Linked DNA regions of Homo sapiens: regions 1, 3, 4 and 5 are each linked to region 2. A link is a loop called in an ENCODE intact Hi-C map of the cell type or tissue named here. Cell type or tissue: heart left ventricle. All regions are shown on one strand. Region 1 has its middle 39 kb from the start of MAP2K3. Region 2 holds the start of LOC105371589 (a long non-coding RNA gene). Region 3 has its middle 7.0 kb from the start of DHRS7B. Region 4 has its middle 5.0 kb from the start of MAP2K3. Region 5 overlaps MAP2K3 (mitogen-activated protein kinase kinase 3).

The links. Peaks named below come from ENCODE experiments on the same cell type or tissue, not always from the same donor. Only the 100,000 strongest peaks of a DNase experiment are listed, where the experiment ranks them.
Region 1: it touches region 2 in a loop (6-fold over the local background); 36 of 110 quality-filtered maps call a loop at or near these places.
Region 3: it touches region 2 in a loop (4-fold over the local background); 83 of 110 quality-filtered maps call a loop at or near these places.
Region 4: it touches region 2 in a loop (16-fold over the local background); 75 of 110 quality-filtered maps call a loop at or near these places.
Region 5: it touches region 2 in a loop (4-fold over the local background); 36 of 110 quality-filtered maps call a loop at or near these places.

What each region holds. Positions count from the first base shown.
Region 1 is chr17:21,321,628-21,325,627 of GRCh38, reverse strand. No RefSeq gene overlaps it. Among named protein-coding and RNA genes, the nearest start is that of MAP2K3, 39 kb to the right of the region's middle. RefSeq lists enhancers at 2,431-2,560, 2,601-2,710, 2,721-2,770, 2,224-2,897. In heart left ventricle, no CTCF peak of the experiment used is centred here; DNase peaks (open chromatin) are centred at 1,797 and 2,487; H3K4me3 peaks cover 1,290 bases; H3K27ac peaks cover 227 bases.
Region 2 is chr17:21,509,988-21,513,987 of GRCh38, reverse strand. LOC105371589 (a long non-coding RNA gene) reads right to left here and starts at 425. Exons shown (of 4, transcript XR_934332.3): 1 at 1-425. RefSeq lists an enhancer at 1,757-2,378. In heart left ventricle, CTCF peaks have their summits at 837 (motif pointing right) and 2,210; DNase peaks (open chromatin) are centred at 857 and 2,227; H3K4me3 peaks cover 1,573 bases; H3K27ac peaks cover 366 bases.
Region 3 is chr17:21,117,963-21,121,962 of GRCh38, reverse strand. No RefSeq gene overlaps it. Among named protein-coding and RNA genes, the nearest start is that of DHRS7B, 7.0 kb to the left of the region's middle. In heart left ventricle, a CTCF peak has its summit at 2,154; a DNase peak (open chromatin) is centred at 2,122; H3K4me3 peaks cover 306 bases; H3K27ac peaks cover 192 bases.
Region 4 is chr17:21,277,710-21,281,709 of GRCh38, reverse strand. No RefSeq gene overlaps it. Among named protein-coding and RNA genes, the nearest start is that of MAP2K3, 5.0 kb to the left of the region's middle. RefSeq lists an enhancer at 1,624-1,703. In heart left ventricle, CTCF peaks have their summits at 1,343 (motif pointing right) and 1,542 (motif pointing left); a DNase peak (open chromatin) is centred at 1,519.
Region 5 is chr17:21,314,517-21,318,516 of GRCh38, reverse strand. It overlaps MAP2K3 (mitogen-activated protein kinase kinase 3), which reads right to left. Exons shown (of 12, transcript NM_145109.3): 12 at 3,285-4,000. Among named protein-coding and RNA genes, the nearest start is that of MAP2K3, 32 kb to the right of the region's middle. RefSeq lists enhancers at 1-657, 995-1,504. In heart left ventricle, a CTCF peak has its summit at 1,782 (motif pointing left); a DNase peak (open chromatin) is centred at 1,458; H3K4me3 peaks cover 281 bases.

The DNA.
Region 1 (4,000 bases), 190 kb after region 2:
ACTGTGCACCCCTGGTACCCAAGTTGTGTTTTTTTTTTAATTCTATTTTCCTTTTTTTATATTTTGTTTTACATGCTATTTTGACAAAGGTTGTGGAGGCACTTCTCACTAAAAGGAACTAGGGCTCCTGGGAGAAATGGCTGACTCCAGGTCTAGAGCAGTAAATGCACACAATAAACCTGCAGCATCTTGCCAAACCAGAGAGCAAGTACATTCTCAAAGACCAATGGGGTCATGTCCAAAGTACTCAAGAGCCAGCTTGAAAGATGGGACAATTTGAACTTCAATAAGGGCAATTAATGCAGTCAATTAAAACACAGAAAATGTCTTTGAATTCACAAGTTTGTACTTATTTTTTTATCCCTACTTGATCATCGTTGGAAGAACAATTTAATTTAGAAAACTGTTAGAGGAACCAGATCAAGCATATATCACTTTATAAACTGTACCACCAGGTAGCCAAATAGCAGAAGTTTTGTTGAGGGTCAGTTTCTCTCTATAGAAACATTTCAGCGAATACATGAAGGAATGACAGAATATCACCGTTATGCAACCACTAATTTGTTTTAAATTTATTTGCAACCACTAATAAATTAATGAGTCCAGGCACTGAGCATCAGCAGCTGCTAATACCACAAAGAGAAGACAGAACACTGCCTCCCAACAGAAGAGCAGAGAACTCTGCACCAAGTGTTCTTGCCAAAAAAAAAAAAAAAAAAGTCCAACCTGATCTGGTCAAGTCACTAGACCAGCTACCGATTTACCGGAAATACAGACTACGGGAAACTCTACAATCTAACAACCCAGTTTCTTCAACAAATAAATTATGAGGAAGAAAACAGGGAGGGGCAACCACTAAATGAAAGACACCAAGGCAATCCATCAGCCAGTGGAGACGCGGGGTCTTATTCAGATACCAAATCAAACCATTCTTTTGTTAATTCTATTATTCATGAGACATTTGGAAATCTGAACAGAGACTGAATGGTTGCTGATATTAAGGGATGGTTGTTACTTGTGCAAATACTAAAGACTGTTATTGTCATTTTTTAAGATCCTAATCATCCAGAGCTATGCTCTGAAATATTTGTGAATTAAATTATACTGTGTCTGGGATGAATGGAATGAATGTTTAGATAATTTGGGAGGGGAAGTAGCTGAGGGTAGAGATGAGACAGGACTGTGTGTGGGCATCACTGCTGCAGCTGGTGCTGGCTTCCTGAAGGTTCCTTATGTGACTCTCTGTTTCTGTGTATGTCTTAACTTTTCATAATAAAAGGCTCGTGTATGTAAATTTTCACACAATAAAAAATTTATATTTAGAAAAAAGGCTAGAAGGAATAAATCAACATGCTAGCAGACGGGATTATAGGTAAAATTACTTTTTAAATTGCTTAGTATCTTCAATAGTACTTTAAAAATCTGGGAAAGAGATGAAACCAAACTATCCCACCCTTCCCCGAGGAAGGTTTTGCCTGTGCTCTGCAGGTGGTCGGGTACATTGGCACCACTGGACCAGGCAGACATTTGGCTGTATCAACCACGGCCCTTACAGGCAAATGCACTTCCCCTACCCGACTTCTCTTCTGGGAATCATGCCCGAGGAAATCATCTCAAATCTGAAATGCCAGCAAAGCTGCCTGCGCAAGGTGTCCACGTCGGGGCTATTTACTGGAGTGGAAGCTGGAGTCAGAGGCTGCGTCCAGGGCAAGGAGTGTCTCGGGGAAGCCACGGAAAACGGTAACCACGGGGCAGAAGGCCGCAGACTATGCTGGGGCGCCAGGGATGCGCATCTGCACATCTGACACATTCGTTTTGCAAACACGTGTGGGAAATGGACGGAAGCCAGTTATCAGCCTCCCGGGACACCCCGCTAATATTTAAAATGGAAACGCCCCAACCCCTCCTGGGGGAACCTGGCTTTCTCAAACTGCCCTGGAAGTTCCCAGGAGGCCTAGGGTCCCTCACCCCACTGCTGCCATGTTCCGTGTCGTTACACTCGCGACCTAGCTTTGTCGTTTTCTACTTGTCCCTGCCCGCCTGGAGGGCTCCGTTTACACCCGCTCCTTTTCCCCACCTCCGACGCCCCTCCCAGGCTGCTGCCTGTGTCCACTTTCCCTGAAGATGGAAGAAGGTCGGATTTCCCTAGGAGGGTCCTCATAGGACCTGCCTGGCCACTCCTTGCCCCAGGACGCCCTGGGCCGGGCACCTCCAGAAACATCTTCCCGCATCCCCGGCAAGAGCTCCCTTTCCACAGACACAGAATCCTCTGCATATTTTCTTACACGAAGACCATTCTTTCTAAAAGAATCTTGTCCCCGCTTTAAAGTTTGTGCTCCCTCCCTGCAGAGGGAATGACAGTCCCCACCTCTATTCCCCTCCCGCAGCCGTGGACCCCACTGTCCCGGGAGCGACTGGCTCCCTTATGAAGACTACATTTCCCAACGTCCTTTGCGGCCACGGCTGGCCATGTGACCCAATACTGCCAATGGGGTGCGAGCGGCGCGAGGAAGTGGATGAACCCACACCCGGCAGGGCAGAAAAGGGATAGAACTCAGTCCGCCGTCGCCACCGTGAACCACTGACTGCTACAGGAGCGAATAATCGTCTACCTTGTTTAAACCATCATTAACTTGGGTTTTGGTGTTTGTTTGTTTGTTTGTGTGTTTTTCGAGACGGAGTCTTGCTGGGTCGCCCAGGCTGGAGTGCAGTGGCGCGATCTGGGCTCACTGCAACCTCCGCCTCCGGGTTCAAGCAGTTCTCCCTGCCTCAGCCTCCCGAGTAGCTGGGATTACAGGCGCCGGCCACCACGCTTGGCTAATTTTTGCATTTTTTAGTAGAGACGGGGTTTCGTCATGTTGGCCAGGCTGGTCTCGAACTCCTGACCTCAAGTGATCCGCTCACCTCAGCCTCCCAAAGTGCTGGGATTACAGGCATGAAACACTGCGCCCGGCCGGTTTTGTTTTTTAATAAGTAACCGAGCCTGCATTCTAACCAATAAACTCATTCTATTAAAACACGCCTGTGGTGCCCAGGGCCAGCAGGTTGTCTCATGTCAGGTTCTCCCAGAAGCCGAGCCTGAGAGCAGGATTCAGGTGCAAATGTTTCCCTAGGGAGTTTCTTCCAGCTGAAACCAGCGAGGGAGCCAGGGAAAAAGAAGGAGAAGACAAGCAAGGGTTTCTTCAATTTCCATCCCTGCCGTGGCCTGAGCCCAAGGGAGCTCTGCAGCACAAATTATGCCTCTGAGTTTGTCCTGCCTTAAGGCAAGGGGCTAGGCTTTTCTGCTGCATACTTCCCTGAAGCAGGTTTGAGATGCAAGGGTTAGCAGCACAGCACAGAGCAGGCGGGGAGCTGGCTTGTCCCAGTAAGGAGGTCTGTAGGCTCTGGTCAAGGCACCAACATTACTCTATGCCCAGGAGTCCCGGACTCTTCGCAGCAGCTTTCCAGGCCCTCAGTGATTTCCACAACGTCAACCTCCCCCACCCACCTCGGCCCACCTCCTCACACCTTGGCCTAACAAGATGAATGAGTGACAGCCCCACAAACACTTCCCCAGGACCTTCAACCAGGAGTGCAATACCCCCACCCCAGCAGCCTTCGTCCCCAGGACCTCCAACCAGGCACACTAACGCCCAGGCCTTCATCCTCTGCCTCCCGGAGATTTCTGGCAGACACCACAAGACCTGGGATAGGACTGCTTAGCAAAGCATGCTGGCATTTGCCCAGAGAGGGTGTCAGGTCCCCGCCACGGGACTGAGAACGTGGAGAATCAGAGAGGGGCAGTGACTTGCCCAGGGCCACACAGCTAACAGGAGGGAGGAGCTGAGATGGTGAGGAGAGGAGAAAGCAGTGCCACAGAGAAGTCTAAAGGTGCGAGAGAAGCTGGGGGAAGTAGACCTCAGACTGTGGGGAACCACCAGCGCTGGTGTGGAGGGCGTGGTCCAGTGGGTCAGCAAGGATCCCTGTAACATCAGGCGTCATTTGCCGAGCACTTCGTCAT
Region 2 (4,000 bases):
TTTGCAGCTCCATCTTTCAGGCTGCTCTTTGTTAGAAAGAAATGATTTCTTGGGATGTTTTTTGTTAGAGTTCTGCCAAGGACTCTTTTGCCCTATCTGCCTAAACAATTTATTTCCATCTCCTGTATCCAGTCAGGGGATCCTACCTGACTGGTAAGAGGGTGCCTATTTGGTTCTCCCTGTTGGTCCTAAGTTGGAAGCAAGGGCAAAAAGGAGGGAAGCCGTCAGTGCAGTCCTGACCATTAGGGTTGCTGTATGCAGTTTCCAGCTGGCTGCTTCACAGACTGTGGGTCAGAGCGTCACCAGGCTCTTGGGTGGATTTTTTAAATCCCACGGACTGAAACCCTTCTTTATTATCTCCAGTCACTTGATCACCTTTCTTTGACAGAGACAGTTTATTCAGTGTTGCTATTTAAAAAAAAAAAAAAAAAGCTGCTACTATTACTACTACTACTACAATTACTATTTATAATAATGGTAATAATTACAATAATGATGAATCCCAGCAAGGACCAAATAATTATAATTACTGATTTAATATTTATACATAAATATTTACTAAAATATATAATCTATATATTACGCATATTTGTACTATGACATTTATAGTATCTACATAAGTATATATTATTTGTGTATTTATGACAATTTATATTTATAAATTACATAATAAAAAGAATATTATTACTACTACTACTATAAACCTCAGGACGCCCCCCCACCCCCCACCATAACCTAATATCCCGTTTAACCATCCGGCCACCCAATCCCACGTCGCCCCCGCTGGTAGAGCTTGCTATATATAAAGGTGACCGCCAGGTGTCGCTAGACAACCAGCGTGAAAGCCAGCCGGACGGATCCGGATCGCGGGCGGGCGGGTAGGACGCCAGGCCTCGTCAGGGTCCACCTCGGGTCGCATTCCCACCTCGGGGTTCCCTGGCAGGCGTGAGTGGAACCGTGAGATCCCTGGCAGCCAAAAGAAGCCTTGGAAAATTTGGGGAGGAGCGCCCTAGGCCAGGGACAGCTGCCGAGCAGGGGACAGACTCCCCAGCGCCTCCCGGGCCAGCTCCCCACCCAGAGTGGACTTCAAAATTCACCGGGGTCGACCTACCTCAGCCTCCCCAGGGGCATTTAGAAATTTCTGCAGACAGAAAGCCCCTCCTGCGTCCTCTTCAGAAGTATAACTGTTTATGTCTAATCACTATTTATGTAGATTTATTATTTATAAAGTATAATTTATACTTATAATTCTATAAATGTATATTATTTATATTGACATAGTTTTTAAATGTAAATAAATTATTATTTGTTTATAATACTTGCTTATAACAATTACTATTGCTATATAAATCTCAGGTTCCCCCATCCCCCTACCCTTACCTCCCCACAGGCCTCCCCCGACGCCCTTCTCTCCTCGCCTTTCCCCCTTCTCCTCTCCCAAATTCTAGTTGCCCATCTGCTTGGTTGGGCTGCTGGTCGATCTGATCAGCTTTCTGAGGCCACATCAAAACTGCAGAAATGAGGCTGATCGACCCAGCAACTCTAACAAAGATCATCCATGGGACATCTGGTCGCCCCTCTATCTCGGAGCCAGAGGCTATACGCTCTTCCCCGGTGGGGAGGGTGGGGCCCCAAAGTCCAACCACAAGATCCCATTATGCGGGCCACGGCTAAATCCACTGCGCCTTCCCCGTTTTTCTCGTACTGCCCAAGCCAGTCTCCACCTCCAAAACAAGACTCAGAAAAAGGTGTGAAGCTCAAGTCGGATGACCATGACCCACGCGTGGCCACGGACGGGCCCATGCTACCCTTCGCAGTCCTCCTGGAACAGCCGGGCCGGTCCTCACCTCCGGGTCGGGGCTTGGAGATAATGGGTGTAATGGAAGGCCTGAGGACCGGGCCCCACGCCAGTCAGCGTCCGGGCGGGATACCCCATCCCCCGTTCACACTCTCGGAAGGCCCAGCGATTCCCGCGTGTACTAATTGACCCGCTCAGGCCACAGCACTCCGAGCTCAAGAGCGCGCCTACAACGCTGACCCTCAGGTTTAATCTCCGACGAAAGGACGAAGAGTACACCCAGCAAAGCCGGGCTCATCCTGCCAGCGCTGCCAGTCCCCTGGAACTCTGCACCGCGCCCTGTGGCCAAATCCCCTTTCTTGCCGGCTTCGCCAGAGCGCCGGAGAGAAAACCTTAACAGTGCAGCCAGGTGGCGCCCGACAGCCGGCGCCAGCGGCCGCGGATCGGATCCGCATCTCCGGCGGGCGAGGCCTCTCCTAGTCCCTGACCAACTGGGATCGCGTTTCTCGGCCTGGGGCGGGTGAAGGAGCTCCCAGTTGGCACCGCCTGGAATGGCGCGACCCCGCAGCCGAAGGAGACTTGAAAATTTTTCCTAACTACCGTTCTGCTCCGAGTGACTGCTACCTGCGAGGACAGACAGCCCACGCGGCTCCGGGCCGGGCGATCTTCCGCGGGAACCGGGAACGTTTCCGAAGACCCCCGCAGGCCGGCGCCCTGCCTCGGCTTCCCAGCGCAGCGGGGTCCCGGGCTCCTCGCGGATTAGAAAGTTTTGCTGGGCTCTGGCGGCGGGAGAGACAGTGAAGTTGAAACCGTGAAAGGGAGAACATGGGTGAATCGCTTTTATTCTGTCTTTTCGGAATGGGGAAGCCTTTCTAAAGCATTAAATAAACCCAGAAGCCATCAAGGAAATGATTGATCGGCTTGACAACATAAAGTTTGAACAAAATACACAAGCAAAGTCAAAAGATAACAAATGAGTGTGGGGATCGCTTATGCATAAGATAAGAATATTGATTTCATTCACAGTAGCCAAGATACGGAAGCAACCTAGCCAAGATATGGAAGCATCTACTAGTGGCTGAACGGATAAAGAAAATGTGGTGTATGTACACCACGGGGTACTGTCCCGCCTTTGAATAAAAGGAAATCCTGCCATTGGCGACAACATGGATGAACGTGGAGGTCATTGTACTAAGAAAAGTAAGCCAGGCACAGAAACAAATACCACCTGGTCTCTCCTGTATGTGGAATCTGAAAATAGTTGAACTCATAGAAACGGAGAGTAGAACGGTGGCTACTTGAGGCCGGGGGAAGGGCAGGAGGGGGAAGATGTTAGTCAAAGGGTACAAGGATTCAGTTAGACAAGAGGAATATGTTTTAGTGATCCACATGGCACGGTGACTGTAGTTAATGCATTTTATATGTCAAAATTCCTTAAATAGTAGATTTTAAATAATCTCACCACAAAAAAATAGATGTGTTGGTGATGGATATCTTAATTAGCTTAAAGTAATTGTTCCACCAATGTATACATATATCAAAACATCACATTGTATCCCATGAATATATACAATTATGATTTGTCAATTAAAAATAAACTTTAAAAAATCTTTTAAAAATATTTCAGCATTATTTACTATAATAACAAAAAAAACTGGGGTGGGGGATAATAGCCATTGATTAAGAGGGGTCGGGTTAAATAAACTCCAGTACATCCACACCGTACACTGTGTGAATTTGTTTTGTTTTAGATGAGATAAATGTTGATGATGAAATGTTAAATGAAGAATTTAAAACAAGTATTAAGTTACCCCTATTTCAACACGTTAAATAGCTAGTAAAGACAGTGTGGTATGGACAGAGGGAGATGATCTACAGAACAGAAAAGAGACCAAAACAAATGCACCCAGCTGGTGTTTGACAAGCATGCAAAAGCACCTTGTGGGAGGAAAGGTAGCCTTTCCATCAAATGGGAGTAGGGCAATTGCACATCACAGGCACAGCAAACAAGCACGCAAAACAAAACCCTTGACCTAGACACTGTCAACTTTAGAATCCCAGGCCCCCACCAAATGAATGGACCCCCTCTTGGCCAAGGGGACCTCAGGAAAATCTTAAAAGTTTAGTTCTAGTCATGATGGGGTGGGAGGTCAAACACGCCTCATTATACCCCCTGCCTTTTGGGGTTTAGACCAGCATTAA
Region 3 (4,000 bases), 390 kb after region 2:
AGACAGATGGCTTGAGTCCAGGAGTTCAACACAGCCTGGGCAAGACCCCATCTCTACAAAAAAAAAAATACAAAAAATTAACTGGGCATGGTAGCCTGTAGTCCCAGCTACTTGGGAGGCTGACGTGGGAGGATCACTTGAGTCTGGGAGGCAAAGGTTGTAGTGAGCCAAAATCACACCACTGCACTCTAGCCTGGGCGACAGAGTGAGACCCTGTCTCAAAAAAGAAAGGAAATTAAAGATCTAAAGAAAGAGACATTTCAAGCTCATGGACTGAAGACTCAACGTAGTAATGATGTCAATACTCCTTTAATTGATATACAGGTTTAACAAAATTCCTATCAAAATGCCAGCAAAATTTTTTGAAGATGTAGAAAAGATTTTTTTTTTTAATGTATGTGGAAAGGCAAAGGAACTAGAATAAATAGAATAAATAGCTAAAACAATTTTGGAAAACAATAATAAAATGGAACTACCTGATTTCAATTTTTATTATTATTTTTTTGAGACAGGGTCTTACTTTGCTGTCCAGGCTGGAGTGCAGTGGTGCAAACACAGCTCATTGCAGCATCAACCTCCCAGGCTCAGGTGACCCTCCCACTTCAGCCTCCCAGGTAGCTGGGACTACAGGTGCATGTCACCCCGCATGGCTAACTTTTTCTGTATGTTTTGTAGAGACAGGGTCTTGCTATGTTGACCAGGCTGGTCTCGAACTCCTGGGCTCAAGCAATCCTCCCACTGTGGGCTCCCAAAGTTCTGGGATTACAGACGAGAGCAACCGCACCCAGCTTCAAATCTAATTACATAGCTCAAGATTGTTTGGTATTATCGAAGGATGAATACATAGGTCAATGGGAAAAAATAGAGGACCCAGAAATAGCCCCACACAAGTATGTCCATCTGATTTTTTAAGAAAGATTCAAAACAATTCAATGAGATGATAGGCTTTTTCAATAAATGGTGCTGGAGCAATTGAATGTTAATAGGCAAAAATTTAAAAATAAAAATAAAGAAACTTGACCTAAACCTCACACCATTTATGAAAATTAACTCAAAATGAATAATAGATTTAAACATAAAGCATAAAAATTTTAGAAGATAGTACAGGAGAAAATGTGGGGGAACCCTAGTTCTCCACCTAGTTGGTAGAGATTTCTTCAAAATGACACTGAAAGTATGATTCATAAAAGAAAAAAATTCATAAAGTGGACTTGATCAAAATTAAAAATGTTTTGCTCTGCAAAAGACTGTTAATGGAATCAAAAGGCAAACTACACACTGGAAGAATATATATGCAAACTATATATCTGAAAAAGGACTCATATCTAGAATATACAAAGAATTCTCAGCCAGGCACTGAGTGGCTCACACTTGTAATGCTAACACTTTGGGAGGCCAAGGTGGGAGAATTGCTTGAGCCCAGGAGTTTGAGACCAGCCTGGGCAACATAGTGAGATCCTGTTTCTATTTTTTTAAATTAAAAAAAACCTCTCAAAACTCAACGTGAAAAAATTGAGCAATTCAATTTAAAAAATGGACAAAGACATGAACATGAAGAAACACTTCATTGAAGAGAATATACAACCGGCAAATAAGCACATAGAAAGATGATCAACATTACTAGCCATTAGGGAAATACAAATCAAGACCATGGGGAGGTATCACTACACACCTAATAGAACAGCTAGACAGATGTTGAATTTCTTAACACCCCAAAACCTTAGCCTCTCATCCTTAAGATAGTAAAGAAATTGTGAAGCCAAAGATGATAACACTTGTAAAGTGCCACAGAAGATAGTACTCAATAAATTGCAGCCGTTTTTATTGCTGTTGGTGGTGGAATTGTTGCAAAAATACTGGGATGCATAACTATATTTTTCCTCTGATGAAGCCAGAAAAAACTGTCTCAGTAATAACTAAGTTTAGTATAGCTCTAGGAAGAATTTCCTTTAGCGACAGGAACTCTAACAAGTCCCTCCCCCGCCCCCCCCCCGTCCCTCCCGCTGCTGGGAATTTTAAAATAAAATCTGTTTCCTGCTGACCTGTCCTTTGAATGATGCTGCTTGGAGGCTGCGGAAACGTCTCCACCAAATTTCTTTTTCTGAGGTACCTGATGAGCTGCACGGAAACAGCGCCACCTTCCTGAAGCACGCGGAATGGAATCAATAGTTTGTAGTCCCGTGTTTGCGAGTATCACGCCATCTCCTCCTCCGGGAGGTGTAAGGTGAACATTAATGGTGTACTGAAGCTATCAAATTATTAGAACAACCGAGAAGCGATAAGAGAAGAAAAACAATGCATTTTTAAGAACATTGTTGGTTTAAGACTAGGGTGCATGAAGCTGACACAGAGACAAAATGTTCTGTTATTTGCGGTTTCTGGAAAATGTCAGCTTCCTGGCAGGAAAGAAAGTTTCACTGCAACTCCCTGAAACTTAAAAGCTAGTGTTGGTGGCTGCCTCACAGAAATTGTGACTCTCAGAGATAAGAAAGCCCAGACCGGGCGTGGTGGCTCAGCCTGTAATCCCAACACTTTGGGAAGCCGAGGCAGGCGACAGGCGGATCGCTTGAGCCCAGGAGTTCAAGACCAGCCTGAGCAACATGGTGAAACCCCGTCTCTACTAAAACTACGAAAATTAGCCAGGCGTGGTGGCACGTGCCTGTGGTCCCAGCAACTCGGGAAACTAAGGTAGGAGAATCGTTCCAAGCAGGGAGGCAGAGGTTGCAGTGAGTCGAGATCACGCCACTGCACTCCAGCCTGGGTGACAGGGCAAGGCCCTGTCTCAGAAAAAGAAGAGAAAGAAAAAAAAAAGGAAAGAAAAGAAAAAGAAATAAGAAAGCCATATTTCTTCTCTTAGAGAAAGGATTTATAATTTTTATTTATTTATTTTTTGAGACGGAATCATCATGCTCTGTCACCCAGGCTGGAGTGCAGTGGCGCAATCTCGGCTCACGGCAAGCTCCGCCTCCCGGGTTCAAGTGGTTTTTCTAACTCAGCCTCCCGAGTAGCTGGGATTACAGGGGCCCACCAACAGGCCTGTCTAATTGTTTTGTATTTTTAGTAGAGACGGGGTTTCACCATGTTGGCAAGGCTGGTTTCCAACTCCTGACCTCAAGCGATCCGCCTGCCTTGGCCTCCCAAAGAGCTAGGATTACAAGCAGGAGCCATTGCGCCCGGCCAGGATTTATCAAATTTTGTATAAAACTGTATTTTAGGGTCTTACGTCTATTCTACAAACAATATCTATACTGTATTTTCTTCAAATCCTTAATCAGATATTATATTGAAGAGGGACATCCAGAAAGGCTGAGTGCAGGGTAGGACACATATTTTAATAAAATTGATTTTTCCACAGGAAGCTGTTGGCACTTGGGAGCTAGACCATTGCTGTCCCATGTGGTGGCTACTAGGTACATGTGGCTGTTTATGTTTAAATTCAGTAAAGTTTAAAATTCAGTTCTTCAGTCCCACTAGCCACATTTCAGGTGTTCAACACAGTGACCAATACAGCAAATGTCCAATGTTCGTTACAGATGTAGAGCATTTCCACCATGCATATGGGTCGCAGAGAAGCCACATTTACCTTAAAAAAACAGCCCTTCTGCACTCAATTATTTCTACTAAATAGTTCTACTCCTGTTGAAGACATCTCTGTGTCAGACTATGAGCTGATGTCAAATGGGAAAAAACCTCAGACACTGGCATTGAACCTGGAGAGTCTGGCTCCAGAGCACCCTTGCAAACAGTTACACTGTCTGGATTTCCCAGACAGGAGTGGGGTTAGTGGGTGCAGCTCTGCAGTACAATGACATGGCTGGCTCGGTTCTAGTCCAGGGAGGAAATTCTCTGACAGTGGAGTCCCATGAACCCGCCTCCCCACTGACACACACACATACACACACACACACACACACACACACACACACACACACACACACACATCTTCCCTCAGAGATTGTGCAGAATGTGTAGGAGACCTCCCTCCTAAGGAACCAGGTCT
Region 4 (4,000 bases), 230 kb after region 2:
CCTTTATTCTTTCTATTTGTCAGGTGCACAAGATTACCTTCCTTTTTTAGCCTTCTGTCTTGTCACCAACCATTCCTACTTGGTGGCCATGTACTTGGAAAAAGGCCGCATGATCTTTCTGGCTCCAATCAATGTCTAAGGCACCCTGCTTCCTTTGCTTGCATCCCACAGACTATTTCCCTCATCCTATTTACTACAGCAAATCTCTCCTTAGTCGATGAGATTGTGTTTATCTCCCTTTAAAACCCTACCTATCCTGAATGGTCTGTCATTGTCTGCCTTTAAAATCCTTCCTCTTTCTTCTTCCTCTATTCTTTAAATAATGATGGGGCTAAGTTATACCCAAAGCATCACTTTACAAAATATTTCCTCGGTACTTTGCAGAAAACACCAAACAAAAATGCCATTTTAAAAGAGGTGTATTTTTTCTTTTAAAATGTAAGCTCCTCAAGGGCAGGGAAATGTTTTCTGTATGTTCTATTGTGCCTAGTACACTGTAAATGCTCAATAAATACTGATGATGGGGGAAAAAAAAGAGAGAGGCTGACCCAAACCCAGGATGTGGGCAGCTCCTTCATTCATTCAACAGATATTCATTGAGCACTTACTGTGTGACTGGCACTGAGAACACAACATTGAACAAGATGGACACAACTCCCTGGGGAGGTATGACCTGGTGTGTGAGCCAGACAAGCAAAATGCCTAAGTCAAATTATGTCAGGCCAGGCATGGTGGCTCACACTTATAGTCCCAGCAGTTTGGGAGGCCGAGGCAGGTGGATCGTTTGAGCCCAGCAGTTTGAGACCAGCCTGGGCAACATGGCAAAACCTCGTCTCTACAAAAAAAAAAAAAAAAAAAAGTTGGCTGGGTATGGTGGCATGCTGCTCAGGAGGCTGAGGTGGGAGGATCACTTGAACCCAGGAGGTCAAGGCTGCAGTGAGCCAAGGTTATACCACTGCACTCCAGCCTGGCGGGCAACAAGACCCTGTCTCAAAAAACAAAAAATTATTACAAATGCTATGGGGGAAAGTAGGGGAGGGGACAGGGTGTGTGTCTGGACATGGGGGCTATAATTTTAAGGAGGGAGGTCAGGAAAAGCCTCCCTGGAAGGTGCCACATAAACAGAGACCAAAGGACTTAACGGAAGGACCCACAAAGAGATCCGGGGGAAAAGCATTCCAGGCAGAGGGAACAGTTGTGCAAGGGCCCTGAGGTGGATGGCTTGTAGGCGAGTAACAAGGAGACCGATGTGGCTGGGTGGTGGGAGCTGAGGAGTCCCTGTTCTCACCTATATACACCCCCTTGGACGTACTCACTCCCACGTGCCCCTTCACACCTGTGCAAGTCCACACACCCCAAATACACATGCACACACACATGACACAAGGGGGTGCACAAGTGTGTACGTTCATGTGGAGGGACCACATGGTCACGTCCACAGACACAACCCACAGGCACAGCGGTGCACATGGTCTATGCATAGCCTTGCCACCAGCTGGGGCCTCCACTGCTTGCTGCCCCACAGCGCCCTCTGGTGACCAGGGCCCGGCAGTGCTCTAGAGTGCCCAGGAGCACAGGATCCACTGCCCTCACTGCTTTGACGGCCATCCAGCCTCCTCTTCTCTGTGCTGCCTGCCCCCAGGCCTTCCACACTGCAGCCAGAGCCTTCCCAAACACGGCTGGCCAAGTTCTAAGTCCTGCCCTGGCTCCCTAGGCGGGCAACTTCCAACACTCCAACCCCTGGTGACTTCTCCAGACATCCCCCAGTCCAGCCACTCTGAATTCAAGCTTTCCTCTTTGAACCTTTCTTTGCAAAGGCTGTTCCCTTAGCCAGGAATGCCCTTCCCTACCTTCCGACCTGACACATTCCCTCCGCTCCTTCGAGGCCCAATTCTGAAGGTGGGACAGGAGGCCCTGCCTGACACTGCTCTGCCCAGTGCCCCTGCCCCAGCCCCTCTCACCATGGCTCACCCGCCCTGTCAGTGGCTGCGCCCCTGTCTGCCTCTCCCATACGACTCCTGCTGCTTGAAAGCAGGGCCTGTGACTGGTTCTCCCCAGAACAGCATCAGGCCATGCTGGTGATGGTGGAAAAGTGAAAACTTGAGAAGCTTGGAGGCAGCAATATGTGGTTCCTGAGCATCTTTTACTCAGGGGCCGGTTCTGAAGTCGAAATATAGAGAAGGAAACCTCAACGGAGGCTCACCTGCTTTCTTTAAATCATCATCACTCTCAAATATCAAAAGATGAATTCACACAAGTGACTGGCTCCACTAGCAAAACAGCAAGTCCTATTTTTACAGCTCCTACTATGTGCTAGTCCCTCCAAGCACAGCATCTTATGGACTCACTGTGATGCAAGCTGCACGGGGGCAATGCCTTTGCTTTGGTCACTGCAGTGTCTCCGGCACACAGTAGGTGCTCAGTGAATACTTGCGGAGTGGAGGAAAGTTTTCAATGTCCCAACGAGGTGTCTAGTATTATCATCATCTCCACTAAAGAGATGAGAAAATCGAGGCTCAGAGAGGTGCCCAGAAGCATCCAATACCGCTGGTAATGGCAGAGCTATTGTTTGAAATCTGTTCTGTCAGATGGAGATAGTTTTCCCTGCCTTTTCCTGCCCACACTTCCACTAAAGTGTTTTGCAACACCCTGCTTCCGAGCAAAACAAACTCCCCTTGAGCTCCCTTCACTGCTTTCTGGAAAGCCACCAGCTCTGCTTCTAACAGAGCAGTTGAGTCTGGCCTGCCCGGTTCCCTGCAGGGTTGCACGAACAACCCTGTGGCTGTCCCCAACACCAGTCCAGGGGTCCAAGGAGCCTCAGCATGGTGTCTCCCTGCCCAGGGTTCTCAAACTTAGCACTTCCTGCCCAGCAGGCAGGAGGCAGTCAAGGGGACAACACTTACTGGCACCTGTTGCATGCCAGGCCTCGTGACTTGACACACATCCCAGGGAAGTGGGTGTGGTTAGACTTTCATCTTACAGATGAAGAAACAGAAGCCCAAGGCTTCAAGCGCTTGCCCAGGTTCCACCACCAGGAAGGATGACACCAGATTTTTAACCCAGACCATCACTGTAACAGCCTACTGTGTGTCAGCCTTTTTAGTTCAATCCTGTGCTTCATTATCTAGATGCCAAGACCACAGGGCTGTTCTTATTGCCCCATGATGGGTGAGAAGTACTGCAGACACAGAGATGAAGCAACTTGCCCGTGAGATCACACAACCAGGGAGAAGAGAGGCAAAAGCGTCCCAATGGGGCTGACTCCACAACACGGGTGCATCCAGCATATCTGCCTTCAAAGTGCTGTTTTCTAATCTAGGCCAGGAAGTAGCCAAGTAACCGTGAACCAATGAGTTGTCTCAGCCAGGCCTTGGAGGTCACCCTGTCCGTTCCCATCAATGCTTCTGTCCCTTTTCGGCCATCCAAGCCTGGGCTTATGTCCCTCCCACGATGAGTGTCTCACCCTTTCATGGCAGGGTCTTTCGTTCCCAGTAAGCTTGGACCATTATCAGCTTTTTTTTTTTTTTTTTTTTTTTTTTTGAGACGGAGTCTCACTCTGTCACCTAGGCTGGAGTGCAGTGGCGCAATCTCAGCTCACTGCAACCTCCGCCTCCTGGGTTTAAGCGATCCTCCTGCCTCAGCCTCCTGAGTAGCTGGGATTACAGGCGCACACCACCACACCCGGCTAATTTTTGTGTTTTTAGTAGAGACACGGTTTCACCATGTTGGTCAGGCTGGTCTCGAACTCCTGACCTCGTGAGCTGCCCACCTTGGCCTCCCAAAGTGCTGGGATTATAGGCGTGAGCCACCGCGCCTGGCTACCACTATCAGCATTTTCTTAAGCAATCCTGAAGTTGTGTCACGCTCAAACCCATCCATTCGTTCCATATGCTTCCTGAGCATCTGGTTTTGCCTGACATTATGGGAGGCACTGAGGATACAGTGAAAACCAAGACAGAAAGGTCCCTGCCTTCATGGGGCAGTGAAGACCTCCTGCCTT
Region 5 (4,000 bases), 200 kb after region 2:
CCGAGGGAGGGCATGGGAGCGGGAGCGCAGCCGGGACGCTAACCCCCGGCACGGGTGCTGCCTGCTGTTTGACTTGGAGCTCCTGGCTTCCCTTCTCTGAGGTGCAGAGTCCTCAGCCAGCACAACGCGCCTATCGGCTCAGTATCGGCTCGCTCCTGGAAAGCCTTCCCAGAGCAGACCCCCGGAATAAACGGAATGGCAGCACTGTCCCCAGACCACCTCCCGCACAGCCCTGCTGCCTGCTGCCTGCGCTGGGCCTTGCGGCAGCCTTCCTGCACCTGCCCTGTCTCCTGTGAGCAAGGCCGGCTCCTCCTGGTCTTGCGGGGGAGGCGGCCAGTGGGCAAGAATGAAAATGAATAAATGTGAAGAAAGTGCGGCAGGACAAGTGTGGTCAGGGAGGCATCTGAGCAGACCCCAAAGCGGGAGCACATCCGGGGAAGAGCGTTCCGGGAGGAGAACAAGACAGCTCCTGCAGAGGCCCTGCACCGCCAGGCTCGGGGTGAAGCGCAGGGAGCCAGGCACAGGGTACAGGGGAGGCAGGGGTGGGCGCCCGGGGTGGGGCACTGTGGACCATGAGGAGGCCCCCACCGAAGACGGTAGCTGCAGCAGGGATCTGGAGGAGAGGCTTCACGCCCTGGCCTCTAGAAGGGAATTCGCCAAATCCTCCCTCCGCAGCCTCCCTGCTCCTGAGCAGGCCTGTCTGCTGCATTTTTTTCTTTTTTCTTTTTTTTTTTTTTTTTGAGACGGAGTGTTACTCTGCCCCCCAGGCTGGAGTGTAGCACCTCGATCTCAGCTCACTGCAACCTCTGCCTCCCAGGTTCAAGCGATTCTCTTGCCTCAGCCTCCCAGATAGCTTGGATTACAGATGTGCGCCACCATGCCCGTCTAATTTTTGTATTTTTTTAAGTAGAGACGCAGTTTCACCATCTTGGCCAGGCTGGTCTCGAACTCCCGACCTCAGGTGATCCACCTACCTCAGCCTCCCAAAGTGCTGGGATTACAGGCGTGAGCCAACACGCCCGGCCTGTCTGCTGCAGTTTTAATGCTGCCTGATGAGGAGGCTCTCACGGCTGTAATTGAACAAAGTCTACATGCCTCTGCCATCTCCCAGTCCAGAGACTCATTAATCCCGGGCCTGGAAGAGGCGCCTGCCCGGACCCTGCTGCCTGACAGGAAATGCGGGCGTCCGGCCTCGGGGGAGGGGGGGGCGGCCGCTCCCCATCCCCATTCCCCCACCTCAGGGACAGGGAACAGGGGAGAGGGGCCCTGCCGCTTGAGACCTCCACGGGTAGTATAAACTGTCAAGGGCCTGTGCTTTGTAAATGTTAGTGACCTGCGCACTGGCTTCCGCACTCTGATGGCTGGACACGCTCTGTAAAAGCCAAAGGGTCCCATAAATGGCAAGGGAACTGCAAACGACTGGGGCTGCAGTCGTGCGCGGAGGAGCCTGCTCTCTGTGAAGGGCTGCGGCATCCAGCCAGGCCTGCGGCGTCCAGCCAGGCCTGCGAGCCGCGAGGGGCGCGGTGGCCTGCGGGGCGCTGGGTAACTTCAGGGGCGCGCACGGTAAATCTCTAGGCGTTGGGTCTGCTGCTGTCTGCAGGCTGCAGAGTCCCCGGAAGCCCCGAGGGCCGGGCCAGGGGGTGCACACGGGCAGGACAGCCGCAGAGGCCGAGAACTGGGCTGACGCGTGGCAAGCCCGCGGCCTCCAGCTGCGCCGAGGACGCACGAGGACGCGGACGGGCGCTCGGGGCCGGGCGGGGCTCCAGGACACGCGGTTGAAGCCGAGCTCTACCGCCCCCTGGCGGCTACAGGAGACAGAGCCTGGGGCCGCGCCCCGGCAAGGGATTCATTCCCTCCCTCCCCCCTTCCCTCCCTCCCTCATTCATTCTTTCATGTGTTCATTCAGCAGAAGCCGAGCGCTCCCTCGGTGTCGGCAGCATTCTCAGCGCTGACGACACAACAGTGACAAGTCAGGTCTCGGCCAGGATAACCCAGGATAATAAGCTAGATTGGCTGGGCCTAGTGGGCGGAGGCTGTTTGAGCCAGAGTGGTCCTGGAAGACCTCGCTGAGGAGGTGACATGGGAGACCGGGATGGGGTTGGGGGGAGCCAGCCACAGGAAGACGGGGGAGGGGGTGTTCTACGCAGAGGGGACAGCCAGTGCAAAGGCCCTGGGGTGAAAACAAGTCTTCATGATTGAAGGATGGAGAGAGGGAGACAACAGCTCCCAGGAACTGTTCGCCCCTGTGCCAGGGAAGGGTTAGTGGGCAGAGACCTGTCCCAGACTGGGGCTGGAGGACAGGAGGAGTGCAGAGACAGACCCCATGGGGACCCTCCTCCTGGGAACACACCCTAAGCTTCCTCAGAGGACCACAGAGACCCTGCTCTCAGACCTTGAGCTGTAGTGGGCGGAGTCCCCTCATGCCTGACCTGACCTGAGCTGTCACACCCACCCTCCTGGCCTGGGGATGAATTCGACTCCTTCCCAGCTGGTAAGAGCCAGTCCTGGGACTTCAGGAGTACCCTGGGCACGGTGTGCCGAGCTCTTGGAGTCCCTGGGTCCTGACTGGTCCCCATGAGGGGGTGAACCTGAGACGGATGAACAGCCAAGGTGGATGCAAGTCCTTCAGGCCATCAGCTGAACTTCGAACCTAACGGTACCTGAAGCTGAGCACACCCGGCTTACGTGAGCAAATTCCCTGCTGCCCCAGCCATGCTGCCAGCGTCACAGGGCCAGACTGCAGGGCGCCTTCATCAGGCTGCCCCTACTCCCCTCGGAGCCTTCTCCGGAGCCCACCACCTGTCCCCAAGTCTGTTTTTCTGTCTTATAAGCTGTGTGGCTTTGGGTAAGTGATGTCAGCTCTCTGGGTCTGTTGTTCCCATCTGTAAACTGGAGGTCAGGTAACCTCCATGAGGTCACCGTGTCCAGCCCAGGCAAAGTGTGCAGGGTGCTCGCTGCTCTGTGACCTGGCTGTCATCACTACTTCAGGACAGTGGGATGGGTGGCCGCCACCAGCAGACTGGACCTGTGTGTTCGCTGCTCTGTCCAGTGTCAGTACAGGGCCTGGTGCCTGGATGATCACAGGATGTTACCTCATCACAGCCCTCTGGGGGCCTCTGTGTCCTCAGATGTAGAAGGGCCTGGTAGGTTGGCAGTCCTCCCTCCCCTGAGCACGACACCCTGCCCCTGGCCCAGAGACAAGGGTCCCTTGAAGGGCCACAACCTTCCCCAAGTAAGAGGGGGGCTCACAGGTGTCATACACAATCTCACACAACCTTTAGTCCTTTTTTTTTTTTTTTTTTTAATTAAAACAGCAACCAGGTAACTGCCCCAACCCATCAGGGAAAGGACCCGGGATGGGCAGTCGTTTTTTCAAAAAAATATATTTTCTTTTTTTAAAAACAACACCAAAGCAAACCCATAGCCCCTGTCAAGCCAGTCCTCAGGGAGAGTGAGCTGGAAGGCTCCCCCTGCACTTCTCTGAGCAGAGATCTTGGGCCCCTCCCACTGGACCCCAGCCTGAGCAGAGGGCAAGGCTCTGCCTGCTGGTACCCTAGGGGGTGGGGGAGAAGCGATCAGCTCCAAACCATGCAAGAAAAACAAGCCAAACCCATAAAGCAAAAGAAAAAATCAACAGAGGATAAATTAAAAAAAACACGAAAGGTGAATGACACCGATAACGGTGGCGGGCAGGACTGGGTGAGCCAGTGTGCTCCGCAGAGGCCCTGTTTGCCAGTGCCAGGGGAAGGCCTTGGGCGGCTCATGGCATCTCCCTCATGGGAGTCTTGGGGTATTCACACAACTCATCCCCTCTTGTGTACCCCGCACCAAAGCCGGGATAGAGGTGTGGCCACCCTGGGCCAAAGTGTGCAAAGTCCATTCAGTCGAGAGATTAAAAAAATATACAACTTGGATGGCATCCAGGCTGGGCAAGGCGGTGGCCCATCCACCCAGGCACTGGCAGCCTGCTGTGCAGGGGCAGCAGCATCCACAGGGGGCA